Linked DNA regions of Mus musculus: regions 1 and 3 are each linked to region 2. A link is a loop called in an ENCODE intact Hi-C map of the cell type or tissue named here. Cell type or tissue: left cerebral cortex. All regions are shown on one strand.

What was found. A loop is a pair of places that touch in the nucleus more often than their neighbours do. Peaks named below come from ENCODE experiments on the same cell type or tissue, not always from the same donor. Only the 100,000 strongest peaks of a DNase experiment are listed, where the experiment ranks them.
Region 1: it touches region 2 in a loop (3-fold over the local background); 15 of 42 quality-filtered maps call a loop at or near these places.
Region 3: a loop joins it to region 2, with 4 times the contacts of the local background. A loop is called at or near these places in 17 of 42 quality-filtered maps.

What each region holds. Positions count from the first base shown.
Region 1 is chr13:81,704,778-81,712,777 of GRCm38, forward strand. Polr3g (polymerase (RNA) III (DNA directed) polypeptide G) reads right to left here and starts at 6,236. Exons shown (of 8, transcript NM_001081176.1): 1 at 6,081-6,236. Mblac2 (metallo-beta-lactamase domain containing 2) reads left to right here and starts at 6,640. Exons shown (of 2, transcript NM_028372.1): 1 at 6,640-7,205. The coding sequence starts at 6,752. In left cerebral cortex, a CTCF peak has its summit at 6,364; DNase peaks (open chromatin) are centred at 1,734, 1,967, 6,318, 6,587 and 1 more place; H3K4me3 peaks cover 2,748 bases; H3K27ac peaks cover 1,479 bases.
Region 2 is chr13:81,654,330-81,662,329 of GRCm38, forward strand. Lysmd3 (LysM, putative peptidoglycan-binding, domain containing 3) reads left to right here and starts at 3,477. Exons shown (of 3, transcript NM_030257.1): 1 at 3,477-3,607. In left cerebral cortex, a CTCF peak has its summit at 3,612; DNase peaks (open chromatin) are centred at 2,378, 3,378 and 4,475; H3K4me3 peaks cover 2,077 bases; H3K27ac peaks cover 1,390 bases.
Region 3 is chr13:81,758,223-81,766,222 of GRCm38, forward strand. No RefSeq gene overlaps it. Among named protein-coding and RNA genes, the nearest start is that of Cetn3, 21 kb to the right of the region's middle. In left cerebral cortex, CTCF peaks have their summits at 2,349 and 3,757 (motif pointing left); DNase peaks (open chromatin) are centred at 2,363, 3,770 and 7,206; H3K4me3 peaks cover 220 bases.

The DNA.
Region 1 (8,000 bases), 50 kb after region 2:
GAAGTTACCTGCACATCCACGCTTATTCCCTATTTATACAGTAGCAAAAACACAATACTAGCCCAGGTGCCCATCAGTAGCCTAGCTTTCCATCCACACAAGATGGACAATAAAAATACAATACATATACACAATGGAAATAAATTCATTCATAATTATCTTAGTCAGGGTTTTTATTCCTGCAGGAAACATTTTGATCCAGCAAGTTGGGGAGGAAAGGGTTTATTCAGTTTACACTTCCATTTTGCTGTTCATCACCAAAGGAAGTCAGGACTGCAACTCAAGCAGTTCAGGAAGCAGGAGCTGATGCAGAGGCCATGGAGGGGTGTTACTTATGGGCTTGCTTCCCCTGCCTTGCTCAGCTTGCTCTCTTATAGAACCCAAGACCACCAGCCCAGAGATGGCACCACCCACAAGGGGCCCTCCCCCCTTGATCACTAATTGAGAAAATGCCTTACAGGTAGATGTCATGGAGGCATTTCCTCACCTGAAGCTCCTTTCTCTATGGTAACTCCAGCTTGTGTCAAGTTGGCACAAAACCAGTCAGTACAATAATAAAAAATAAAATTATAAAATTTGAGGGAAATTTATAGGGCTAGAAAATACTTCTATTAATTGAGGTAGTCCAGGATGGAAATGATCAATACTATCCCATGTGCTCTCATGTGCAGATGATTTTCTGCATGATTTTCACGTATGTGTATTTCTGTAGCAGTGAGTATAGTTAGTGGTCAGGAAACTAGAATGGGGCCCAAGATGGGAGAAGAAAGAGAGCCTTAAAGGAGAGGAGAGGAATAAAGATAGAACCCACATGGAACAAAAGTGGAAGGGGAAGAGGGAGGGCTGAAGAGTCTGAAGTTGGGGAGCAGGAGAAGGGTGTGAAGATCAACCACAACTAAGTACGGATGAAAAGGCCACAGGAAAGCCTGCTAATCCGAGAGCTCATTAAACAATGTAAACCACAGATATAATCGCTATAGCTCCTTACTATCATCTCTTATGTAATCAGCACCCAAACTTTCTCCCTTAGCACATTAGTAAATTTATAGTTTTTTAAAATTATTATTCAAGACAAAAAAATTCACATGGCAGTTGGAATGATGTCTTTGACATTTCCTTCCTTCTAATTCTAGAACGTCTCCCGTTCTGTTATTCTTACTATTTACTTATGGAAAAGACTAGATGGCTGTCCTGTAATACACACATCATCAGAGCACAAAGGCGCATGCAAATGCTTATGTTCGGATGGTCCTGAACAAGGCCCAAGGACTTTCTAACATACTTCCCCAGGGACAGCAATGTATCTGAGCACAGCTCAGAATCAGTAACAACCTCCCAGATTCTGGGTTGGAAAAATCACACACCTAGGTAGTTTAATGCATTCCTTTGACTATGATTTCCAATGAACAGGTACACTAGCCGCTAATTCAGAGTTTGGATTGACTTCTGCTACTAGGATAGTTAATACTGTCTTCAGCCTTGCAGTGGTGACGCACGCCTTTAATCCCCGCACTGGGGAGGCAGAGGCAGGCGGATTTCTGAGTTCGAGGCCAGCCTGGTCTACAGAGTGAGTTCCAAGATAGCCAGGGCTATATATACAGAGAAACCCTGTCTTGAAAAAAAAAATAGAAATACTGTCTTCCCACTGCATCACTCAGGATGGTCTGTGGGTGAATTACTACCAGTCTGTCTTGTTTAGTGTAGGATCTGCTTGCTCATCAGCACCACCTACGTGTGTCTACATCTGCTATTCCACCGTAGATTGCAAAATGTCGATATACATTTTTTTAAAAGCCTGCAGACTTGAGTGATGCATATATTTTTATAATTTTTCCATTTTGCTGATTGGAACTCTACTAGGGGTTGACTGTGCTCATACACGAGTTACCTTAAAAACAAAATCCATTAGGAAATTCATTTTCATTTCAAAGCTCATTCCATCTGTCTACTCTAAAAGACGTAAAATATCACAATGGCTTCATTCCCATTGCTGAGTCACTCTACCATGCTGATTCTACAGAAAGCTGGTCTTTCAAGTAGGACCTCTGCTGAGTAAAGGGGCTGACACCTTTGCTCAGCACCTGTAGGAGCCCAACAGGCAGGGACAAGACCACTGTGCTACCTGCCAGTCTAGAATATGTCACTAACTAGAGATTAGAAATAAATCTAGGAAAAGTTTACCAAACTTGCTTGATCAGAGGAATTAACTGGGAGATAAAAAATATAAATATAAAACATATTGAGTCCTGGGGAACACTTAGTTCTCAAACCTAATAAGCCAACATCTTTGAAGTTGGGCCCTGGAAATGGTTTGGGAAATTCACTCTAAGAGTATCTGACTTAACACTGTTTAATGGAATATTGTCCCAGAAATAAGCTCTGCAGACTCCAACTTCCTATTTTTATCTTGCAGTCATTGGGCATAAACTGATAACAACAGTAAATGTATCCGGCAGAGAATCCAATGCTAGCTTTTGAGACACATTGGTTACAAGGCGCACTGCCTACAAGCCATCCTACAGTTTGATGTCGCAGACAGGGTGCTCCCGTATATACAACACTTGGTTTCTTTTCTTTTTCTTTTTTTTTTTTTAATTTGGATATTTTCTTTATTTACATTTCAAATGTTATCCCCTTTCCAGGTTTCCCTCCCTCCCGGAAACACCCAATCACATCAACAGTGGGGAGGTGGGAGTGGGTGGAGGAACACTTGGTTTCTAAATTCATTTTCTTCCCCTGTAGCCAGAGACTGAATGGTGAAAGGAAAGGTTCACAAGTGAGGCCTAGGCGCCAATCACTTAAATCCTTATTTGATGTATTTATCTAATACATTGATTTTTTTTTTTTCTCAACCTGTCAGACTTTTTCAAGGGAAGGTGTGTGGCTGGGAGAAGAGGGGTTGAACCCAGAGCTTCACACACACACTGGTAAACGTCCACTACTAAACTTTAGTCTCAGTCTTCTAATTTCTATTTATTTACATATTTACTTCTTGAGGACAGACTTGATAGTTTCCCAGTGTGGACTTGAGCCCTTTCTACAGCCTAGGCAGGCCTTGAATTTATATCCTTCTGCTTCAATGTCCTTAATAGATGGGACATGGCCCCAGCTCCCAAACTTTGTGAATGAAGAGTTTTTTATTTCTCGATTTCCTCATTACCCAAATTTGTTTAGAACGGCCTAATCCAACTCAGTCATTTACTCAACTAGCTTTGATCCTTTTGGTCAGGCACCGAGCAACTCTTAATTCTTCCTTCAAAGCATCCGCTCCTTTGAGATATGTTGGCATCTCTATATACAATAAGTGACCCATTCCAAGGCTTCATTATTTGGTCCTGGCTAAACGAAGAATCACAGTAGATTCAACCTCCTTGCTTTGTAGAAGAGGAAATGGTTATAAAGGTCATCTGATCTCATCTCAAACAATTCCTACCAAAGGTGAGCGTACACAGGCGGAGGAAGGCCTTTCAATGCCCTACCTATATTTTACTTCTGGGAACACATGTCTAAAGTCATTGACAACCTATTTTTTTGTTTGTTTGTTTTTCCGAGACAGGGTTTCTCTGTAGAGCTCTGGCTATCCTGGAACTCACTTTGTAGTCCAGGTTGGCCTTGAACTCAGAAATCCGCCTGCCTCTGCCTCCCACGTGCTGAGATTAAAGGCGTGCACCACTACTGCCCGGCAACAACCTATTTTTTTAATCCCAGATCAATGAGGGAAATTGGCAACTGCAAAAAGTTCTGAATTTCAAAATCTTAAAATGTGTGTGGGTATGTGCGGAGAAATGCAGGTGCCCAGGCAGGTCAGAAGAGGATGCCAGGCCATCAGGGCTTGTGAGCCACTCGCTGTGGTCGCTAGGAACTGAACTCGGGTCGTCTTTCCAGCCCCAAATCTGAAATCGAAAACACTAGATCGACAAAGCAGCACTGCCACCATCACCTCAGGATGCTGCCTGACTGCCAGCTCAGAGTCCTGCCTCAAAACTTCCGTTCAGAATCTGTTCCAAGAGATCTGAAAATGGGCGTTGTTCAAGTCTCTCCAAACCAACTGTACACATAATCTCCTGGAAGATGGTGCGCTCACCTCTGCAATTCTTCCTAGATCTAAAATGTTGTGAGTTATAATTGTGACTGAAATGTAACATCCTCTTGTACACACAACCTTGCTCATTTAAATGTTCAAGTAGCTGGAGGCCAGGGGAGACAGCGAAAGCCAAGTCACAGTATCTTTCTGAAGAATGACCTAAACTTGCTCTAATCACGAGCCTGACTCATTCCACTCTGGCTGTCTCCTTTGATCACCTAACAGAAGACTATTAGCAGTGTGTTCTCTATTATTCCCCTTTTTTCTGCGTTAGCTCAGGCCTTTAACATCGACCCTCTGAAACATCGTAGGCATTTTATGTCCAGATAATTGTTATGTCCCTAACAATTCATCTCATCAATTTAACAGAAGGCTAATCGTCTGATATGTCATTCTCTTCAATTAACAGAGCTTAGGACATTTAACTTCTGCTTCTCACCAAGTAACTATCCACTGAGGTCTTGATAAAGACCCAACTCTAAGCCTAACCTCTGGGCCAAACCATCCTCTCACTGTTGGAAATACAGAGGCAAACAAAATAACATCTCTGCTTTTAATGGAGTTTACGATCGAGTATGGGAAGTGGGCAAAATATACTTTAGAGAACCTGTCAGAACCTGATAGGTGGTGTGAAAATGAAGCAGGAACCAGGCCAGAAAAACTAGTTGAAGAAGTTCTGCCTCTCTCAGGACTGTCTGAGCTTAAATGTAATTACGATGAGAAGCAGAGTCATACTGAAAAGTAGAAAACAAAGTGTCATTGGGAACTGTAGGTCCAAAGGACTCTAGAGCCTGCCACAAGCCAGATAGTCATCTCTGAATTCTTTCTGAGCTTATGGCCAAGAAACAACACTGTGCCATCTTACCGAGTGGCCCCCTTCTGCAGCAAAAACAAAGTACAGAGGGCACTGTGTTTCTCTGCAGAAAATGCATTCGATAAGGCCAGTGCAATCATTCACTAGTCCATCTATAAGTAGAATCCAATTTTTGCATTTTTTTTGCATTATATAACAAGTATTTGTGTACAGGTGTTAGCTTCCTCAGATTCTCGAGAACTCACATCAGACTTTTTTTTGTTTTTAAACAGTTTTCTGCTTGTCACACACCATTTAGCTGAGGCACTCGTGCTAAGAATGGTCCCAACTGCATAACCGATGAGATTAGCAAAATACTCAAAAGGGCAGTGACCTGCTCCTACACCCACCAGAGAGTTTTGGAGTGTTGGAAGTACAGTTCTCCCTCTAGGAAACTTATTAGGAGATACCACAGTAAGAATCTTCCTAATTATCCTTTATAATGCTCTCCCGTGGGTCTCTTTATAATTTCTGAAGGTTAGTCAAATTCTCAAAGGGATTTCTTAATCCGAAATAGATGTATCAATAGCTAGTGGTTGGGTGCAAGCGCAGGGACTTGATACTGACAGTGGGGGTGATTTCTGGTGGCTTGCAAGGCCACACCCAGTCCCTATCCACTTTTCATGTCCCCTCAAAGTGCTCCGCCTTTCCTTAAGCTCTAACTTTCTCTGCTCTCTTCAAAGAGCAAAGAACCACCCAGAACTATGACGGCCATTTAGGTTTTTCTTTTTAAAGAAAAATTTTATCACCAACCCCTCTCCTCACTATCAAGGGTGCCAACAATTAAGAAAACAGAAGCGACGGTAAGTATGCCCTTATCAGCAAACTGCCGCCAAACTTTGAATGAAGAAAAAACACAGTCGTCAGATTTGCATAGTCTTCTCTTGTAAGAGGATAAACTCCCTTCTTTCTCACTGAGAACAAACCCACCGGAAAGCTGGGAGATCTGGCTACGAAAACTTTAAACGGTTTGGAAGACCGCAGCAGCAGCTTTGGGGAGGTAGGGATACTTCCCAAAGTCACTCCAGAGGGGCTTTCATGAATGTTGGCTCCGGATACCCGGCCACCACGTTCTCCACGTGCCCCATCAACTCCCTTCTACCCTCTTCACCTCCTGCCCAGAACGGGATAGCTTCCAGTTACCTGCTAGCCAAGTCTCGAGGCTTGAGCACACGGTGCAGCAGAGGAAGCAAGAAAGCCGGCAGCCCCTCCAGCAAGGAGCCGCAGATTCTACCTCCGGAGTAGCGCGCCCCACACCGCACGCGGCTACGGCGCAGCAGAGCGCACTGGAAGCCCCGCCCACTCCCGCGAGGCCACACCCCCGGAAGAGAGCTTTTTAGCCCTTGGCAGGCGCCGTAGTCAGCCTCCAACAGGCTCGGCCTCACTCTGGGCTCCGGCGGCGAGTGCACAGCCCCCCGCTGCCCGTGTGGGGGCGGTCCTGTGTGTCGCTTCCCACGCATCTCTCCCGGCCCCTGCAGTAGAACCCCGAGCAGGGCAGCATTGCCCGGTGTCTCCTCCCCGCTTCAGCAGCCTGCGTTACTGCCTTGGTGCTGCGGCTGCAGAAGCTGCGGCAACTGGGGTGCAGCCTGCGCTCTGCGGCTCGGACGGGAGGGCGCGGAACAGGTGATCTGGGCAGTGTCGCAGCGTCCTATCCACGCTCCCTTCCGCATCCCCGCCCCTCGATCGCACCTCCTCCGGAGCTGAGAGTAGCTCCTCCGGCTCTGCAGCAACAGCAGCAGCAGCAGCAGCAGCGAGTCCTGGACTGCCTGTGGGAGGCACACCCACCTAGCCCGGCCGCACCCCTGCGCAGCAGCATGTCGGCGCTCGAGTGGTATGCCCACAAGTCTCTGGGCGATGGCATCTTCTGGATTCAAGAACGGTTCTACGAGTCAGGCAACCGGGCCAACATTTGGCTGGTGCGCGGCTCGGAGCAGGACGTGGTGATAGACACTGGCCTGGGGCTGCGCAGCCTTCCGGAGTACCTCTACTCCTCTGGCCTCTTGCAGGATTGCGGGTCTAAAGAGGATGCAGGACGCCGGCCACTGCTGGCCGTGGCCACCCACGTGCACTTCGATCACTCCGGCGGTCTCTATCAGTTCGACCAGGTGGCTGTGCACCGCGCCGAGGCCGAGGCCCTGGCTCGCGGGGACAACTTTGAGACCGTGACCTGGCTTTCTGACAGCGAGGTGGTGCGGGCGCCCAGCCCTGGCTGGAGGGCCAGGCAGTTCCGAGTGCAGGCAGTGCAACCCACCCTCATTCTGCAGGATGGTAATGGGCCCCGCGGGCGTGCGCTGTCACTGAGGGAGGGGCTTGGAGAGCGTGTACAGCATGTTACAGACCTCCTTGGCACTGTTGGGGTACAGTGCGGGAATACTCTGTTTCACCCTTTGCTGCGTGGAAGTCAGCTTAAGCAGAGACTAGGCCCTGGCAGGCTTCTCTGTCCGGAGATGCGCGCTGCTGCTGTGTGGCTGTCTCTTTGAAAGCTCACACCATCCCCAGTCAGTCAGCTACAGTAGTAACACTGCAGAGACTTGTGACTGGAGATTTTCCATTCTTTTCCCAAGTACCGGTTGAACATTTTCAGCTTTTGTAACGAGTAGGCTTTTAAGCAATGGCACCTTGGGAAGAGTGTTAGGCTCTGTGCTTTGAAAACTGCTGACTTCATCTGCCTCCTCACTTCACTGCATAGTGCCTATCCGGTCCACCTGTAGGCTTGGAAAGCTTTGGTTCCGTTTCATCCATCCTGACCTTTCGGATGGATTTGTTTGCTTATTGCCTCACAAGAAAAAAAAAAAAAAAGGCTTGACAGTGAACATAAAATATAGAAATATGACAAATATCTGGTCTGGATGAGAGCAAGGCCTAGGAAAGATCAATAAGGGAGTTGTTTCCGGTGGAGAAAGTGTGTGTGTTAATGAGGACTTCATTCTCTTGGTCCTAAGCAATTGATAGATTGGAGCAAAATAGACAGGGTCCCAGTCCCTTTCCCCTCATGCTGGAACTGCACTAACTGAACTGATTAGCAACAGCAGCAATATTTGATTTATCAATTTTATATTTTTG
Region 2 (8,000 bases):
AATAGTATTTGCAAGACTAGTTTTTATCTAATAAAATCTAGATAGCTCGAGACATTGGAGCGGGTTATTTTTGAGTCATATTTAATCTCCCTAAATGACTTACAAGTGTTTATAAGCATCTCTATATCCCCACGATATATTTGGCTCTTCTTTCATCTATATGTATAACAAAACTGTGATTACTATAATCACCATGTTTAAAACTATAGGGTGAGAGGCAAGTCTATCTACCACAACAGCATAACATCTAAAGCAAGCAGTGGCTTATTTTCTACCAGCAAAGGTCTCAAGAAGAGAAGCGGTAATATTTTCTATATATAAATTACAACTGAAGGCTTTTTAAATTTCACTCCCTAATCCAATTTGAAATTAGTTTCATCATTTCTTTAATGTATAACAGTATTTTCCAGATTTGCTTCTAAAAAGGTATAGAAAGTAGCAAAGAGTGGCAATGCAGGGCTGAAAGAAGTCAGCCACAGGGGACTAGGAAGAAATGTAAAAATCATTAAGGCTTTGACAATGGCATTAATTTCTGAGGGAATTGAATTTTTTTTCAGATATGCATCACTTGGATACAAAGTTCCAAACAACTTGAGGATGATTCAGATATGCACAGTTAGCTCTGGGGAAATATGTCTAGTTATTACAAAATACAATGTATGATTTTTTAATATTTTATTGATAATAAAGTGGGGCATGTACATTTAAGTTTTATCCCAAAGGAAAACACAGTGTATCTCTTATGTAACTGTATTTTTTTAATCTTTAAAATGCATTTTGGAAATCTTTTTACATGTATATAGTCGTAAATGCCCCCCCAACCTAAATTCATCTGAGAAGAAGGAACTCAAGTAAGAAAATGGGTCCAGAGAACAGGGTTGTAGGCAGGCCTCTAAGGTACTTGTTTAAATTAGTGATTGATGAGGAAGGACCCAGCCCATTGTGGTGGTCCTGGATTCTATAAGAAAGCAGACTGAGCAAGCCATGGCGAGCAAGCCAGTAAGCAGCATCCCTCCATAACCTCTGCATCGGCTCTTGCCTCTGGGTTTCTGCCTTGTTTCAGTTCCTGTCCTGACTTCCTTCCATGATTAACAGCAATTTGGAAGTGAAACCATTTCCTCCTCTTCTTGCTTTTTGGTCATGGAATTTTGTCACAGCAATGGATACCTTAACTAAGACAGGTGTCCCGTTGTCCTGCTGCTTAAGTCCTCTCAGACAGAATTGTCTACGGACTGTGAAGCTCCACTGGTGGCCAGCAAGTCCCAGTGGTCCTTCTGAATTCACTCTCCTGGACCCCAGAACCCAGAAGGTTACAGGCACACATGCAGCCATGTCTGGATTTTTATTTAGGTTTTCTGCTCCAAGCACATGTTCTTATGCCCAGGATTTTGTTTTTTAAAAAAGAACTAAATCTGCAATGGCTGGAATATATTTCTCGTACATATTCCTTTTCGGAGACAAATTTATTAATAAATCTGTAAAGAAAGAGGAATCTAAATCTTTTGATCAAGTACTATATTGTTTTAAGGAAGTCAAAGGATCCTGCTATTCCTTTGAGGAGCACTCTGATTGTTTTTCCTTTTGACATTAATCTGATAAACATTCCTAAACTTATTTGTTAAATCTGATTCAAGTGTTATGTGTCAGTGAATTTAAGGCAGGTACTAAGCAAAGTTAAACCCTAGTTAACTTTATTTTTAATTTTAATGCATTTTAGCAAACAGTGCTCCTCACAAGTGGTATCAATTTACTCTCTACAACACTGCATTTACTCTGTCTCAGTCTAAATGTTAGCTATAAAACTACAAATTCCTAGAATCATGTACTTCTCAACTGAACAATTTTAACGGACAACATAGCAGATGAGATCTGAAAAAAAACCTACTACTTTTGGCCTTCGGATTGCTGAGAACACCCTCTTTTCCAAAGACAAATACTTGTTCTTACCGGCCAACTTTCTGGAACTCAGCCAACATTCGTGGCTAACTGCTTCTTTTGTATAGTCTAATAATAAAATATACACATAGTGTGCCCTTTTGGTAAACAAATACTCGATTTTAGTTAGATACAAACAATCATTCAAAAGCTTTGCAGATCTCGTGTAGGATGTTTCTTCAAAGCAAACAGGTAGTAGTCCTGAAGAAATGCTTGGAATTCGTTCTCCCTCAGACTCTCCCAAGGATTCCATGGCCTATTGACATTAAAATAAGAAAAGTAACCTACTTGCAAAAAGACGGTTGCATTCCATTAACATTCATGAGGCCTGAACAGCCGAGGCCCTACACATCAAGAACGGAATATATCCTTTGTCTCCTGATGAGAAAATGTCTCCGTGATAAATGGTTACAGACAGCGGTGTCACAGGGGCAAGAGCTCAAAGAATAACTTGGGCAAACTTTTTTTTCCCCGGTTGTCTTTGCCTGGAGTTCTTTGTAGCATTGTTCAGCACAGTGCCTTGTCCTTTCAAGTAAAAGGCGCTTATTGCAATGTAAGTAAAATCCCAGTCCTTGCAGAGGCACTTCTCAGAAAACCAACCGACCAAGGAACCAACAGAACAAACAAACAAACAAACAAACAATCAAACAAAAAACCCTTTGGAAATTGGAACAGCGTTCCAAAGGCTTTATAATTACTAAGTATTCGGACTGTAAAGAAAAGTGTGGTACGTCTTTAGGCAATGTTGACCTAAATGGGTAAGCATTTAGTCAAGTGCATTGTCGGTCGTCAGCACAAAACACCAGGTGCACCTTTAAAATGTCATACATCATTCGCATAAATACAAACACTGTATTTACCACTTCGGCAAATTTCTAAAAAAAAAAAAAAAAAAAAAAAAAAAAGTCAGAAGAGAGGTATTTATTTCACTGCCATAGATAGTGCAACACCAATGGCGTCCTGTTAATTTTCAAATCCAAGTAGGTTAGTTACAAGTTGTTGACAACTTTGTCCCATCAAAGTGCAGCTCCAGGGCACTGTGAGCTTAGCTTGGCTAGGTGGCTCACTCTGCTGACCTACAGACCCAAGGCACTCTGCCTGTCTTGTTTGCTGCTCTAGGGCTCGTTCGATATGGTAAAGCACGGCCCAGTGTTTTTGCTTTCTTCTGCCCCACCGAGAAGAAAGTGCCAGATACAGAGCATTAAGAAATGCACAGCGGCTCTCCATTGGCTCTTCCTCAAGCATGCCCTCCGCTCAGTACGTTTCTTAGCCAGGAGGACCCGTTGGGTTTAGATTCACAGACTGCAGGAGTCCAACACGGCCCGGCGGCCCCCGGACGGGCGGGGCTAGAGGCGGGGCTGAAATCAGGCCCCGCCCCGGCCGCATCGGCGCGCCTGCGTGCTGGCGTGGGCCTGCGGTTGGCCGCGGGGTTCTGGGTTCCCCGCCTCCGCCCGCGCCCTCGCACCTCCGCCTACTCTACGCGATGACGCACCGCAGGTTTGCGGACGTGGCGGCGGCTGTCGGTGCGGAAGGCGGGGACGGCGGCGACGGCGGCGACGGTGGCAGAAGCGGACCCAGACACCGGAGAACCTAGAGTCGGTCATGAACGTCTCCGGGGCCGCGGCTGTGGTGGAGGACATAACCGTGTCGCCGCGCCCCTGCTAGAGGACAGGTGACGGTGGCTGTGGGGCGGGGCGGGGCAGGACGTCGATCGGGGGGTCACCGTGGGGCGCTGTCCCCGGTTCGGGAAGGACTCTTACCTCCCGGTTTTGGGCAGCCCTTTCCGGGCCATTCTGCCTGTCCCCTTAGCATCTGCTCCGAAGCGTCCCAGTCTGACGCGGCGACTTAGAAATCAGAGATGTAATCTTTGCGGGGGACGTCCGGAGGAAAGGGAAAAATAAAAATAAAAGCGAGTGGAATGGAAGAGGGAGGAAGTTTGCAGTTGTTGCTTAGGTTTAAAATTGGCCCTGGAGAATAGGATCGGGGTGATTCTGTCCTAAGTGCTGAACTGGCTTGTGCCCTGTGAGTCTTCTCTTGCTCCCTGCCGAAGGTCAAGACCAAATATTAATATGCAGCAATTAATATGTAGTACCTAGGGATTTGAGAGGTCGCTTTCCGGTCTAGACCGGGTGGATGAAAACATGCTCACGATACCCATTGATGATCACTTTCAGGACGTTTGTCAGCAGTGCAGTATGCAACATGTTCTAGTTTTCTGAAGCCATAGATTCCATAGATAATTCAGAGAGGTAAAGAGAATTGAGGCTGATGGCTTTGATTCCGTGTACTTTCTAATCTTTAGTAGATTGACATGTCATTACCTTACTGGGCCAAAGTGCAGCTTGGCACTTGGATTACAGATGAACAGTCAGACCGTAGTGTCCAGATTGTTTATTTTGCTTTCCTGTCATTTTAGAGGAATAGAGACAGATGCGCGAAGACGGGAGTCTTTTGATTCCTGATTAAGACATGGTGAGGGAAAGACTGATAGAAGAACACATTGTTTCAAATGGCTTCTGGGTATTAGTCAGTAATTTCAGAGAGCTGTACTAAGAATGGGAGGGAGAGCGCTTTAGAGGGATAGCATACCTAAGGCAACGTAACCACCCATATGCATTGCTTTAGATCTAATCTTTTCTGCTTTTGATGGATGCTTTTGAGGATCTGAAACAGATACTTCCTGAGGTAGTACATGTATGTATGTATGCAACTTGCTACTGGTTCCACAAAACTGACAGACATCCTCTACATCTAAGATGTGGGCTTTTTATTTTGTTTTTAGAAAAGACCTAGATAAGGGAGTGCAAGCGTCCTTGTAGAAACAGGTGTGCTCCTTACTTTAAACTGAGATGTGAAACGTGGCTCTCATTTAGCTTGGATCTGTCAAATTTGGAGTGGTTTTTGGCAATAGTTTAGCCCCTGTGGGAGCAGCTGAAGCAAGCTACTAATATAGCTGTTAATAAATTATCTAAATAGAGACTTTTCAACTTTTAAAGATATACAGTGTCCCTGTAAAGCAAGGTCAGAAACTGGATTTTAAGGGCTGGATTTTATGAAATGAAATAGGTATGTTTTTACATAGAGAATATCATCTTTTTGTTGTCTGAGTTTTAGTTGTCTCCTGCCACCCTCCCTTGTCTGTTTGTTTTTTATTTTAGTTTTCGTTTCTTTTCATCCATCCTTCTAAACCCATTTTGCATTCCAGGATCCATGCATAATTTTTTGATGGTTTCTCTCCTCCCCCTCCCCACCCCCCGCACTGCTTTTCCAAGTTTGCTGGAAGATGTTATCTTCACTGAGATAAACACACTTGTGTGTTTAACATTTGTTCTGCTGTCTTTGAGGAATTTATTATGATTGACCTAGTTTGCTTTCTGTTGCTGTGATAAAAACCATAACCAAAAGCAACTCTTATAAGGACATTTAATTGGGCCTGGCTTACAGGTTCAGAGGTTCAGTCCAGTAAGTCAAGGCAGGAAAATGGCAGCATCCAGGCAGGCATGGTGCAGGAGGAGCTGAGAGTTCTACATCTTCATCTGAAGGCTGCTAGCAGAATACTGGCTTCCATGCAGCTAGGATAAGACTCTTAAAGCCCATGCGCACAGTGACACACCTACTCCAACAGGGCCACACATTCTAATAGTGCTACTCCCTGGGCCAAGCATATACAAACTACCACAGTGGGTTTCTTCGGCTTATACATCTCCATCCATCCTTGAGGGAAGCCAAGGCAGGCACTGAGAGACCGTGGTGGAGGATGCTGCTTAGTGGCTTGCTTTCCATAGCTTGCTCAGCCTGCTTTCTTATACAACCCAGGACCATCAGCCCAGAGGTGGCATCACAGAGGGCTCTTCCATATCTGTCATTGATTAAGAAAATGTTATCTCAGTTCCCCCCAACCCCCAACGCCCAGATTTGCCCTCAGGCTCCTCGGATGGAGGCCTTTTCTCAACTGAAGTATCCTTTCCTTTTCTCAGAGGACTCTAGTTTCGGTCAAACCGACAAAGAAAACTACCCGAAAAATAGCCAAAGCCCATCTCTGTGCAGCTCTTCTGTCCTCCAGGTTGTAAGAGAACGGTACTATATTTAGCTGTGGAGACTTTTTAACTTCTTGTTTGATGACTGAGATACATTGGAGTTTGAATTTTGTTTTATCTGCAAAAGCCCCTCTTACTCCATCTTACTCTTACATGGATAATAATGGGGAAGCCAGTACTGAATGAGAAGTCAGTTGTTTTAGGTTCCAGTCTCTTTTTAATGAGAATTGGACCAAATTGATGAAGATGTGCTGATAGTGACTGTATTAGTTAGGGTTTTACTGCTGTGAACAGACACCATGACCATGGCAAGTCTTATAAAAAAAAATTTAATTGGGCTAGCTTACAGGCTCAGAGGTTCAGTCCATTATCATCAAGGTGGGAACATGGCAGCATCCAGGCAGGCATGGTGCAGGAGGAGCTGAGAGTTCTATGTCTTCATCCAAAGGCTGCTAGTGGAAGACTGACTTCCAGGCAACTAGGATGAGGGTCTTAAGCCCACACCCACAGTGACACACCTACTCCAACCAGGCCACACTCCCGGATGGTGCCACTCCTTGGTCCGAGAATATACAAACCATCACATTCCATTCCCTGGCCCTCATAGACTTGTTCAAAAACATGAGTCTATGGGGGCCGTACTTAAACATAGCATAATGCAAAATGCATTTAGTCCAACTTTCAAAGTCCTCATAGCATATAGCAGTCTCAACAATGTTAAAGTCCAAAGTTCAAGGTCTCTTCTGAGATTCATCCAACTAATTAACTGTAATCCCCAAAGCAAGACAGGAAATCAGCTGGGCAAACTCCAAACTCTGCATCTCCATGGATGATGTCAAAGCAGTCTTCAGATCTCCACTCCTTTTTCATATTTGTTGACTGTAACAAACTGCTTTATCCTGGGCTGGTTCAACTCCCTGTTAGCAGCTTTCCTCAGCATGTATCCCATGGCTCTGGCATCTTTAACATCTTTGAGTCTCCAAGGCAATTTCAATGTTACAGCTTCTTGTTTCAGTGACTGGGAGTCCACTTGATCTTTTGGACTCCTCCTAAGGGCTGGCATCACTTCTCCATCTCTGTCCTCTGTAGCACTCTATGCTCAGGTTGATCCACTCCACTACGGCTGCTGTTCTTGGTGATCATCCCATGGTACTGACATCTACAATATAGTGGGGTGTTCCACTCCAACTAGGCTTCACCAATAGCCTCTCATAGGCTCTCTTCAGGGTACCAAGCCTCAAATCCTTTGCATGACCACTTCAGTCCTGGGCCATCAACTACAGCTGAGGCTATACCTTCTCCAGTGGCCTTCCATGACCTCTCACAGTGCCAAGATTCAGCTGTTCTTCATGATCCCTTCATGCCTTCAAAACCAGTACCACCTGGGTGATTCTTACATATTATCAAGTCCAGCTGCAGCGCGAGGTACAACCTTGGCTATCTCTGGAACACAGCTTCTTTGTGCTCCCAGAAAATACTTCCCAGAAGATTTCACATCAGTGATGCTGGTCTCTTCATAATCACTGCTAATTTCTTAGCTCCAGCTAACCAGCATCAATTGTCCCAGCAGTTCCTAGAGCCAGAGCCACATGGCTGAAGCTGCAAGTTCTGCTGCTTGCAGGAATTAGAACATGACCTGCTTGTACTATTACATTGTCACTGGCTTTCTGTTTTCCAAATCCTTCACTGCCTAAGCTTGGATATCCTGGGTCTTGCTCTGTAGATTGGCCTTGAATGCAGATATCAGCATGCCTGTCTCCTGGGATTAAAGGTGTGTACCACCATGCCTGGATCTAAATTTAGCTGGGTAGGATCTTGTCCCAAGGTCCCACTCCCTTAATCTGTTATTTCCTAGAACACAGGATTTTGCACCATTTCACTTCCTGGTACCCCTTTAATACTCAAACCATATATTTTATATTTTTTCCTTTCTAAGCTTGCTATGCTTATTTAAACTTCTCTTCATAAGACTTAACCAGAGAACAAAGTCTCTGCTGAGCTTTTTTGAAACTTCCTTTGTCAATGCAA
Region 3 (8,000 bases), 100 kb after region 2:
TGCCATTCCAGAGTACTATACCCAACAAAACCATCAATCACAACCAACTGCAGAAAGAAAAGCATTCACCATGAAACCGAGTTTAGGAAATTTCTATCTGGTAGTCCAGCTTTCCAGGCAGTACGAGAAGGGAAATTTCAGCCTGAGGAACTTAACCACACCCAAAGGGACAGGAATAAATAATCCAAGAACAATCAATCAAAAGAGGCAGAGAAATAACCACAGCACAATCACAAAATAATAGGAATCTATTTTAAAAACCCTGCTCAAAATCCAACACCCCTTTGTGATGAAAGTCCTGAAGAGACTAGGGATACAAGAGACATACCTAAACACAATGAAGGGATTTACAACAAAATCACACCCAACAGCAACCTAAATAGAAAGAAACTCTAAGCATTTCTACTACACCAGGAACAAGAAAAGAATATTCATTCTCTCCATAGCTATTCAATATAGCACTCGGAGTCTCAGCTAGAGCTAAAAAAAAAAAAAAAAAAAAAACAAAACAAAACAAAAAAAAAAAACAGCTGAAGGCAATCAAGGGACTGTAAATACAGAAAGAACTTTAAATATTTTTGTTGGCAGATTACCTGTTTAGTTCACGTGAGAGGAAGGAACCACAACTGAGAAAATGCTTCCGTGAGAGCGTCTGAAGACAAGCTGGTGGAGGATTTCCTTAACTAGTGATTAATGGGGTGGGCCCAGCTGCTAATTCTGGGTTCTTTATGAAAGCAGAAGCCGGGCAGTGGTGGCTCATGCCTTTAATCCCAGCACTTAGGTGGCAGAGACAGGTGGATTTCTGAGTTCAAGGCCAGCCTGGTCTACAGAGTGAGTTCCAGGACAGCCAGGGCTATACAGAGAAACCCTGTCTCAAACACACACACACACACACACACACACACACACACACACACACACACACACACACACAATTTAAAAAGAAAGGAAGGGAGGGAGGAAGGAAGGAAGGAAGGAAGGAAGGAAGGAAGGAAGGAAGGAAGGAAGGAAGAAAAGAAAGCAGGCTGGGCAAAGCATGGGGAACAAGGCAAACCCCGGGGGAGCAAGCCAGTAAGCAGCATTTCTCCCCGGCCTCTGCATCAGCTCCTGCCGCTTGGTTCCTGACTTGTTTTAATTTCTGTCCCAACTTCCTTCGATGATGGATTGTGATGTGGAAGCAGAAGCCACACAAACGCTTCCCTCCAGAAGCTGCTTTGGTTTCGTTGTTTATCACAGCAGTCGGAAAGTGGTGCCAGGAGACTGGGCTGTTGCTATGATAGACCTGACCCTGTGGTTTTGGAGGATCTTGGAAGGACTTTGGAAGTTGAGGTGAGAAAAGCTACTGCATGCTCCCAGCTTGGTAAGCTGCTCTGTGGGAGCCCGGAGGAAGAGAATGATAGGAGCCATGCAGAGGATTGCGGTCTGGCGTGAGGAGCTCCTGAGTGGCGTTTGAGATTACATTTAGACCATGGGACCACTGAATCTTTGCTGTTTTAAAGAATCTGTGGCTCAGCTCAGCTGGGTCTGAAGAGTCACCTGTGATAAACAAGAGGCCCGGAACACTGAAATGAAACCTTTGCCTTACTGGGACCGTGGACGGTGGTTAGCTAGAGGCCAGAAATCAGCGGTGATTGAGACCAGCATCATTGAAAGAGTGGTTTGTGGAGAGGAAAGAGAAGGGAGGGATGATGTAATATATTATAATCTCCAAAAGTTAAAAAAAAAATTAAAACTCAAGTTACAAAAGAAGGAAGCCAGAGGGACCTGGCTTCCCTGGTCTCCATCTAGAACCCTCCTGAGAAAGCTGCTTCCAGGTCCCTGCCTTAAGCTGCCTGGCAGGCTCTGTCTCCTGACACCATCAGTACTATGGTCTTGAACCTGAGCTGAGCTCAGAGTTTCATGCAGAATGGCTTCCTGGTGTGTTAGCAGGTGCTGTGCTCAGAGCCAAGGCTATGCTGAGGAAAAACATTGACTTTGTTATGCATTCGATTTTGAATTACTTTTTGGAAGTTGTGTGTTCAGAAATCTTCTGTTACTCCCGGGTATCTTCATGTCCACTGCATTCGATTATGTGACCTCAAAATGGGGATAAAATACAGGGTCTTAATATATGGCAGGAAAACATTGCAAGATTGAGTTGCTCCTAGTTTGAGACTGTTGAATGAAGCCACATCGCACTTAAATTGCAAACCAAGTCAGAGATGAGCTATTTCTTATTTTCTTTGAATTTTTTTGTGTATCTTGTACATCAGCTACTGCCAGTTAAGGAAATCTACTGTCTGCATGGTTACTGAACTTTGCACTCTTCATTATGTAGAGAATCTAGTGCAAACAGTGCCTCCCTGTGGTTTGTCCTAGTATGGCTGGAAGTGGAATGAGACTCTCCAAAGAGGCTGTTCTTCCCAGCGGAGTGCTGGTTATTTGTAAACAACAGTGTTAAGAACCCTGTCTTCCACTTGGAGGTTGTGAAGAGAGGCTCTTGAGTTTAGCAGGCCCTCTGGGGATTTTCTGCTTTGACAAGACTGTTGCTTAGTCCTGGTCTGATCGACTGGAAGGAATGGACAGCTCTTTTGCATTTCAGGAGAAATGGGTAGAAGTTTTACATGAGTTACAAATTAGTTAAATTTATCTGTTAGAGATACACTTTCAGAAATAGAAAAAAAATCACATTTACACTGCTTTGTAGGATATTAAACAGTTGGGCATCTGTCAGCAAAGTTTTTGGGCATCCTTGGTTGTATTTATATGTATACATGTTTTTCAAAGTTTCCTTTAAGCCACTTCTTAATGAATGAGGTGAATAAAGTCTTCCATTTGTGTTCACTTCATATTTGCATGAAAATAAAGATTATTATTGTTTTCACTTTTAAAAGTATTATAATTTAGGGCTGATGAGTCCAGCTACTTTCCCAGAGGTCATGGGTTCGATTCACAGTGCACATATGATAGCTTACAACTCTCTGTAACTCTAGTCCAAAGGTATTTGAGTCCTTTTTCTGGCCTCTCAGGGCAACAGGTATGAACACAGTACATAGTTATGCATCCAGGTAAAACTTCATACACATTAAAAAAGTAGTATAACAATAACATGTTTGATACTTTTATTTTCACATTGAAATACTTTTCATTTAAAAGGCAAGCCAGAAGGCTATCAAATGTATAAGTTTAAATTAGAGAAAATGAATACTATGGTCTGGGCTAGAAGAAGTGAGCATTCCTGCCTTCAACTTTTTGTGTAAAGTAGAAAAGGTGTAATGTGTAAAATCCTCTATGGTAAGAGACCCAACACAGCTGCCATCTGTCTTGATTCCTACGTAGCCTAGTCTGGCTTTGAACTCGGGATCCTACTACCTCGTGCCGAGCGCTGAAATTACAGGTGTGTATCACCACGCCAGGGCCTGATGAAGCTTTTTAATCCAAAAAGTGGAAAAAGATGATGACATTAGGCAGTAAAGAAGTGAAGACAGATTTGAGAGCACTGGTCATCTGTGTTTTTGTGGGAGAGGTCTCCTTTCAGACCTTGTAGAGTAGCTGAAGAGAAGGCATGCTTCTCACCAGTGACTCGGGTGGCTTCTCTGTCTCTGTCGATCAGAAAGGATGTAAACGTGCCATAACCTTGAAACCCCTCTACTTGTAGTTTTCTTTTTTTAGATAGAATCAAAGAATAGTCCTTTGGCAGCATTTAAAATATAATCATTTCCTAAGGAGCGAATTCGCTAGTGGTTTTACAAAAGAAACGAGGATAGTGCCATCTAGTGGTTTAATTGAAGAAATCCAGTTACGCAGCCCGCTTCCCTTCCTAGTAAGTTTGGCTTAGTTTCCTCCATGAGGATAGATCTGACATGAAAGCATCTGCAGAAGTATCACAGCACCTCTCGAATCAGTACTGCAGACCCGGCCATTCATCAATCTTTTTTCAGGCCATATTCCCTATTAAACTCAGAGGAATATGACTCAGAACACACAAGATCTTTCCACAATTGAAAATACTTACAAAGTACCATGATTAATTGAAGAGATTTTTTTAAGACGCTAAAAGATTAAACAAAAACTAAATTGGCTAAATTAATATTTACAAAAATTAAAATAATTAAAATAAAACCTATGTATGTAATATGCAAACAATTATTTATACTTATGGCTGTACAGTAATGTTTCCTGAAGACTGTCAAAGCTAAGTTCTTTTGATTGAATTGAATACATTCATTAGGGCTGGAGAGATAGCTCTGGAAAGGCACCCATGCCGCAGAGCTTGATAATTGAGTCCAATCTCCAGGACATACATAGTGGGAGAAGAAGAAAGACTCTCACAAACTGTCCTCCCTGCAAGTGCCGTGGCCATGACATTTGCATGCACATGCACAGAGTCCAAAATAGATAGTTTAAAAAATTCTTCATTACAGCAAGAGTGCATTAAAATAATATTCCACTAAATATTATCCATAATTGAATTGTATTATAAAATACTTCTGTAGTACTGTCTAATAAGCTTGACATACCTAAGCATTTAAATATCTATCATTCTAGCAAAATAGTAATATATAAATCCAGATAAGTCACTAGTAATAATATTTACTTTCCTTATTAATATAAGCTTTTTTTCCTCTGTAAAAGAGAGTCACTCCATTCTATTGGAGGTCTATTTAATTTTTTTTTCTTTTTTCGAGACAGGGTTTCCTCTGTGTAGCCCTGGCTGTCCTGGAACTCACTCTGTAGATCAGGCTGGCCTCGAACTCAGAAATCGGCCTGCCTCTGCCTCCAGAATGCTGGGATTAAAGGCGTGCGCCACCACCGCCCGGCTCTATTTAATTTCTGATGAAGTGCCTTGACTCTACTTTTCAAGCAAAATTTAGACTTTTGGAAGCAAAGAGCTTAGCCAGGATTAATCAGGAAAGAACTTCTTTCTCAGTCATACGCTGGAGAGTTCTGTCATGCTGTCTGTCCATCCAGCCTGGGACAGAGCAGACTCTGGCTCTTTAGTGGCATTTTCTAGGACAGATTTAAGAGTCGAGGAGAGGTAAAGAACTAAACAAGAAGAGAGGCGCTCGGCTTATGGACCACAATGCTTCTTATACTTTCTACTCTGAAGATGGATCAGAGGCAGAGGCCCTGATACTTTACTCCTGGACAGCTCCTATAGGAGTGGGAAGGTGTATGCTAGTCTTCATCCTGCAGGCCTCTCGACGGTGCTCACGGAGTCTTCTAAGATGCAGAGGATAAGAGTGGAACCCTAGGACATGCATACATGGTGGTGGCTGACAGCCCATCAGTGTCATCTAGGTTTCTACTGTAGTAGTAGTAGAAGAAGATGGTGGTTAGACAACGGACTTTATTTAGATGTACTAAATAATATACATTTATTTATTTATACAAAATGAAAACTGATGAAACTAAATCATGAAAATATAGCTAATTTCAAGGGCTGTTTGTGGAGAGTTCTGATAACTGTCTTGTCACGGTGTAAATAAACATAAGGGGAGGTATCCGTTTGTAGAATGCTTTTCTTCAGGTCAATTGTATGATATGTAGATACTTTTGTTAGGAGGCATAATGTTAAAAGTACTGAACTTTTGTCTAAGGATAAGGCTCAGTGTTGAGTACTTCCAGAGTGTGTGCGAGGAGCCCGATCTAGTCCATGGTGCCACAAAAACACACAAGCAAAAGAAAACAAAACAGCTTTCAGCCTTGACCTTCCTCAAACAATGAGGACAATTGCTCTGCCATCTTTGTTTTCTTAGAACACTCTCCCTGGCCCTCTGATACCTGATTTTGTGAATTAGCCTCCCAGGCTCCAATGACCAAACTAATAAGACTAAAGACCATTTTGGAAGAGATTGTGAGGCAACCAAGGGTGAAAATGTTGAACAACTGGCCAGATTTAATAGCCACTTAGCTACAGAACTGGCAGATGGCCAATGAGATTTAACACTTACACTCCCAAGGGATGCAGAGTGCACCTTTAATATACTTTATCGCCACAGGTATCAACTTGGTGAAAAGCAGTGTGAAATGGTGGAAATATTCAAAGCACATTTTTTTTTTTATTGATTAAAACATTACTTGCAGAGCACCAAATGCATGTTAGGACTGATGACAGGCACCAGAACTCCAAAAATCGGTGCCCTCTGCTTTAGGAAATCTGTTGCGCAATCAGACGACTGGTAGACACTGGTGTAGCTACAAATCATCTATGAACTTCTCAACAATGCAAATGTTCCACATCTGCTTATAAAGAATAATGATGCAATTAGCATGATGGATTATAAATGCATATTTATAATGCTGTAACTGCATATTTATAATGCAAGCTGTAAGATTTATGTCGTTGTTGCTGTTGTTTTGAGACAGTGTCTCACAATGTAGCCCAAGCTGGCCTGGAACTTGCAGTATTTTGCTTCCAAGTGCTAGGATTACAGACAGGTGCCACCATGCTTGATGTAAGTGGTGCATTTTAAGACATTCACAGAGACACTACCTGATAGGCGGTTCAGACCACAAGAGAAAGGTGACGGTAGGGACCTCTTTTCAAAGAAACTGACAGTACCTTGAATTTCTGAATAAGAACTAGGCTTATTGAGGAAAGAGAGGGAAGTTGGACAGTGGCTTCAGAGGATGAGAAAGTGTGGAACGTAATAAGCACTGTGCTAGGTCTGGGATTTAGGAGTTGAGAGAAAGATAGGAGGAAGATGAGATTGAAGAAGAGAAAGGGGAGAGGTGTGGAGGTGGAGAAGGCTGCAGGGGGAACTGAGTTAGGGAGGGACGGAACCATGGTAGAGGAGAGTGTGGGTGGGGGAGAGGTGTGGAGGTGGAGAAGGCTACAGGGGGAAACTGAGTTAGGGAGGGACGGAACCATGGTAGAGGAGAGTGTGGGTGGGGTTTTGGTTCCACAGCTCAGGAGCAGTGTGTCGTCCTCTACTTTCCTCTCCTTGTACAGACTCTGCTTTGGCCTTCTTCAAGCTCATTGCTTTGTGTTTAAACAGCTGTGCCTTAGATCGGCAGTCACACTGTTCTAGGGACATACATCATCTCACTAGGACAAATGTCATCACCAGCCCATGCTTAGTCCTTATCTTCCTTTCAGGAGCTGATGGTAGCCTTAAAAGGCACTTCTTCTGGTCACTCAGCTTTCTACCTTAAGCCCCGGGGCTTTACATAGAAATTATTTCTCTGAACTCTAACCTGTGCAAAACCTGTGGTCAGGTCCTGGCAGAAGTATTATGGTGTTGATATTCCCAGAACAAAGTCAGCCAGCGAGTTTGAAGTTCCCAACTGTTCAGTGAGAAAAGCAATGGTGGCCACTAAATAGCCATTGTTGTTAGTGGTTTCTCCCTTCCCTGCCTCACTGTTTCCTGGGATCAAGTAACCAATTTGTACTCAAATCTTGCCTTGGAATTTGCTCTGGGGCACACCCAAAGAAAGGTAGTAAATCTCCTAAAAACCCAGAGAAAACAGGAAAAAGCAGCTTTTTGCCATTTATACATGTGCAGGTGAATACTTGGAAAGATTAATTCAGTTGTCTGGATCACTTAGCTGGTAAATACTAAAAACGCAGATTTGAATCTAAATCAAGTGTTCTTAACACTAAACTTCTCTGCCAATTCCAAGTACCAAGATGCAAAGTTAGCCTCATTGTTGTGCTATGAAAGCCAGGGGCAGTCTGTCTGTCAGTTTGTTCTAAGGTACCAGGAAACTGACTAGTATTTTCATATTCTGATTGTGATTATCATAACTGTTGAACTTGAGACATATCTGCTAGCTCCTTATGCCTTTTGTTGCTCACTTTAGTAGGCTGAAAATTCATCTTGTAGTTTCTTCCCCTTGCAGAGAATGGCAGTCACAGAGAATTTAAAAGCTGAAGGGATCACTTATTTGCAGTCAACCACAATTGAATACTAGAAAGTAGTTCAGCTCATTATGTATTCTTAATCTGTTCCTATACTGGTCAGACACACACACACACACACACACACACACACACACACTCACACGCACCCCTTTCC